Regions from separate parts of the Homo sapiens genome. Here region 1 is linked to region 2. The links are chromatin loops, found by intact Hi-C in ENCODE. Cell type or tissue: IMR-90. All regions are shown on one strand.

Region 1 (2,500 bases), 410 kb after region 2:
TGTGTAACAGGCAGAGGTTGGAACAGTTTGAGGGGCTCAGAAGGAGACAGGAAAAAGTGGGAAAGTTTGGAACTTCCTAGAGACTTGTTGAATGGCTTTGACAAAAATGCTGATAGTGATATGAACAATAAGGTCCAGGCTGAGGAGGTCTCAGATGGAGATGAGGAACTTGTTGGGAACTGAAGCAAAGATAACTCTTGTTATGTTTTAGCAAAGAGACTGGTGGCATTTTGCCCCTGCCGTAGAGATTTGTGGAACTTTGAACTTGCAAGAGATAATTTAGGGCGTCTGGTAGAAGAAATTTCTAAGCAGCAAAGCATTCAATAGGTGACTTGGGTGTTTTAAAAGCTATTCAGTTTTAAAAGGGAAGCAGAGCATAAAAGTTTGGAAAATTTGCAGCCTGTCAATGCAAAAGAAAAGAAAATCCCATTTTCTGAGGAAAAATTCAAGCTGGCTGCAGAAATTTGCATAAGTAACAAGTTGAGGAATGTTAATCACCAAGACAATGGGGAAGATGTCTCCAGGGCATGTCAGAGACCTTTGCAGCAGCCCCCATCACAGGTCTGGAGGCCTAGGAGGATAAAGTGGTTTCATGGGTCGGGCCCAGGTTCCCCGGGATGTGTACAGCCTAGGGACTTGGTGCCCTGCATCCCAGCCACTCCAGCTGTGGTTGAAAGGGACCAACATAGAGCTCGGGACATGGCTTCACAGGGTGCAAGCCTCAAGTCTTGGCAGCTTTTACATGGTGTTGAGCCTGAGAGTGCACAGAAGTCAAGAATTGAAGTTTGAGAATCTCCACCTAGATTTCATAAGATGTATGGAAACATCTGGGTGCCCAGGCAGAAATTTTCTGTAGGGCTGGGGTCCTCATGGAGAACCTGTTCTAGGGCAGCGCAGAAGGGAAACGTGAGGTTGGAGCCCTGCACAAAGATCCTACTGGGGCGCCACCTAGTGGAGCTGTGGGAAGAGGGCCACCGTCCTCCAGATACCAGAATAGTAGATCCACCAAGAGCTTGCACCATGCACCTGGAAAAGCTGCTGACACTCAACGCCAGCTCATGAAGGCAGCTGGGAGGGAGGCTCTAGCCTGCAAAGCCACAGGGGCAGAGCTGCACAAGACCATGGGAACCCACTTCTTGCATCAGCATGACCGGGATGCAAGACATGAAGTCAAAGGAGATCATTTTGGAGCTTTAAGATTTGACTGCCCTGCTGGATTTCAGACTTGCGTGGGGCCTATAACCCCTTCGTTTTGGCCAATTTCTCCAATTTGGAATGGCTATATTTACCCAATGCCTGTATCCTCATTGTATCTAGGAAGTAATAACTTGCTTTTGATTTTACAGGCTCATAGGTGGAAGGGATTTGCCTTGTCTCAGATGACACATTGGACTGTGGACTTTTGAGTTAATGCTGAAATGAACTAAGACTTTGGGAAGGCATGATTTGTTTTAAAATGTGAAGATATGAGATTTGGGAGGGCCAGGGGTGGAATTATATGATTTGGCTCTGTGTCCCCACCTAAATACCATCTTGTAGCTCCCATAATTCCCACGTGTTGTGGGAGGGACCCGGTAGGAGATAATTGAATCATGGGGGTAGGTCTTTCCTGTGCTGTTCTCATGAATAAGTCTCAAAAGATCTGATGGTTTTAAAAAGGGAATTTTCCCTGCACAAGCTCTCTTCTCTTGTCTGCAGCCATGTCAGACATGCCTTTCAACTTCCACTATGATTGTGAGGCCTCCCCAGCCACGTGGAACTGTAATTCCAATAAACGTCTTTCTTTTGTAAATTGCCCAGTCTCAGGTATGTCTTTATTAGCAGGGTGAAAATGGACTAACACAATGTTGTACTTCAATAAAAAAGTCTACACACACACACACACACACACAAACACACACAGCTCACATACAAAAAATCCTTAACATCCAATGAAAAGATCAGCTGTGATAAATCAGAGCAAATACCACTTTTAAATAGTCTTATTTTACAAAATAGAAAAAAAACAGTCAACAAATGAGTTCAAGAATGGATCCAGGAATAGATGCCATTAAAAAGAAAATTAATTAACAAGAAATTAGAAAAGCGTGATCCAAAGAGACCAAGAAATGCAAGGTATGGAAAAAGAAGTTAACAGACATGGAGGACTAAGACCTAAATTATGTTTATTTTGAATCCCAGAAGGAGTTAATACACAGCATGATAAACAATATTTGAAGTTAATAATGAATAATTTTCCAGAACGAATGCGACACTTGAATCCTTAGGATCTGGAAGAAACTAGTTTGCAAGCTTGATACATACAAGAAAATAAGACCAAAACACATTATGGAAAAACTGGAGAACAGCAAGGATAAAGGGGAAATCCTAAAAGCAGCAAGAAGTGATAGGGCAGATTTCATACAAAACACAATACAAAACAAAACATTTAGTTGGGCAGCAACAAGGGAAGCCAGAACACCACAGAATGATGTGCTGAAATTTGCAGAGAGAAAGCAAT
Region 2 (2,500 bases):
CGAGTCGTTTTTAAAGCAAAATCTTTCAACACCTCTTAGAAACTTGTATTTGCCAGCCATGCTACAATTAACTCAAACTGAAGATTATCGAGTACACCCATAATTAGTAGTTTCCTTGTCTTACATACCCTGTGTCTTCATAAATTTTCTCTTGGTTGATGACAGGCTTCAATGGCTGAGAATAGTATACCTCTATACACTACCGCTTCCATGGGAAATCCCACTCTGGGCAACTTAGCCAGCGCAATACGGGAAGAGCTGAACGGGGCAATGGAGCATACCAACAGCAACGAGAGTGACAGCAGTCCAGGCAGATCTCCTATGCAAGCCGTGTGAGTATTGTCCACCCAACAGGTCTTTGCTATCTGACCCTAGTCTCCCTAGGTACACGCAGGGAGACAGCCCTTTCTCTGGGCTTTATATACCTTTTCTGTAATTTCTGATTTCCCAGAACCAAGCTAGAAGTTTGTACTTCAAGAAATGTTCAGCTTGGTTAGTGCATAAAAGGACTATTTGCTAACTTTCCCATAAAAGCAATTCACAGCAATAAAATGAGAAACAGGTTTGCTTTTTTTCCCTCTGCTTTATCACATCCCAGGCCATTATTTAAGCCACACTACTTTTTCCTCCTCAAACTAATATGCATTCCTATGAAAAAGTTTGCAGTTTGTTCAACTTTCGGGCATGTTGAACCTAGCCGAGAGAAAAAGATGCTTGTTTACTTGGTGGTGCACTAAGGTTCACCACGAACACGCCGCCGCAGCATTATTACCAACCATTAATGATGGCACAAATGAAAGGCGGCATGATTTATAGATTGCTCTTAAAATATCAAAAGGAAAATTAATAGGAGCATTATAGCAGCAGACGGCAGTATAATGAGTGCACATATAACTGAATGAAGTGATGGGCGATGGCTGCCCATGCTGAATGTGAATGGAACCAGGACTGCAAACCACAGGAAAGGCGGAGGCCAGGAGACTGTGATGCCCCTGTGAGTGGGTGATGGGAGAGAACTTGGTGTAACTATAACACCCTCTCTCCCAGGAAAAGTTTTCAAACAGAGCGAAGAAACCACATTATTCCAAATGATTGGCTTTGCAGGAGATGCTGTGGGATGACAGTCTCTCCCTTTTAGTGAGGTTCTTCAAAACTGTTGCCCACTTTAAGGTACTAACCCATTTCGTGTTTGCAGTACTGTCAGTTCCTAGAATAGGCTGCTTGTCTACACATTACTTCTGAATTACTGACCAACATCTTATTTTAAGATAATTTAAGTGATCGGAATGGAAATTATGACCTGTAACAATTAGGAGCATATGGAATTGGCATCTAATGACAAAGAAAAAAGTGTTATCTGCCAGCATAATTTGGAGGGTACGTGGAAATCTGAAATTTGATTTTCTAGCATTTGAGTTTCATCTCCACAGCACTTCAGAAAGGATCTTTACTATCCTTTCTGGATATGGAAATAATCATTTTTAATTTATATGAACAGTATCTTAGCATTTGCTTCACAGCATTTTAAGAGTGTGTTTATCTTTCACACTGATGCTGCTATATTTCATCCTTTCCAAAGCAACTTAGTGTTTCCGATTTTCCTGTTACCACATTTGTATTCATCTTAAATCATTGTCATGACACGAGTATTTACTTAGATACTAACGAAGTTCAGAGCAAACGTAAATTGGTATAAGCTACTGCAAGAAATACTCAGAACAAAAATGTCTGGTTATTGAATGGAAGTGATGCTATTTCTCATAATCTGTACAAACTCCAAGTTTTTGTTGACATATATTCCTATTAGTATAAAGAATCACTAAAACAAAGAGATACTTGGATACAAGCCACAGGCACCAGTTCAGAGTGATGCTGATTTTGCTGTACGAAAGAAAGTCACTGCAGGGTTAATTTGTTTAACAAATTTGAATTAACCCCAGTATTACCCAAACCATGTTTTACAATAGTCTTTGTAATTTTTGATGAAATGAAGGTTTCAACTATTTTTTACAAGAAACCCTACACAAAAATGTCAACATGCGTTGCTCAAATCTCACAGGTTTGTGCTGTTTGCTAAATGTAATTATATGTCAACAGCAGATTCCCTGCGCCTGCTATCTGTGTAATAGACTGTTACTCTTTTTGACCTCATATTTCCATTAAGAGAATTCTGTAGTGACAAGAGTTTCCATTCTTGTCCAATATGCATTACCCTGCTATGATGCAAATTGTTTTTCAACTGTTCCAGTCTATTGGAATAAATCAAGCCATAAACTTTACGGCACGGCTTGAAGGACCTTGTTAGGAAGGCGGCCTAGCTAATATTGAGTGTTGAAACAGAACTCTTCATTCTTACCCTTTCTGTGACAGTCAGATACCACTACGTTTCGTTCGTCCTTTGAAACACTAGAAAGTGGTCACATAATTATGGCTTTGGGGCATTCTACTTTTATCCTGATAGGCGCTAAAGGAGCTACAAAGCAAAATACTCCATGCTGTG

Evidence for each region. Peaks named below come from ENCODE experiments on the same cell type or tissue, not always from the same donor. Only the 100,000 strongest peaks of a DNase experiment are listed, where the experiment ranks them.
Region 1: a loop joins it to region 2, with 2.9 times the contacts of the local background. A loop is called at or near these places in 2 of 110 quality-filtered maps.

What each region holds. Positions count from the first base shown.
Region 1 is chr3:70,549,378-70,551,877 of GRCh38, reverse strand. No RefSeq gene overlaps it. Among named protein-coding and RNA genes, the nearest start is that of MDFIC2, 240 kb to the right of the region's middle. In IMR-90, a CTCF peak has its summit at 944 (motif pointing left); no DNase peak of the experiment used is centred here.
Region 2 is chr3:70,963,722-70,966,221 of GRCh38, reverse strand. FOXP1 (forkhead box P1) reads left to right here. Exons shown (of 21, transcript NM_001349338.3): 20 at 166-332. Among named protein-coding and RNA genes, the nearest start is that of FOXP1-AS1, 320 kb to the left of the region's middle. RefSeq lists an enhancer at 2,279-2,500. In IMR-90, no CTCF peak of the experiment used is centred here; no DNase peak of the experiment used is centred here.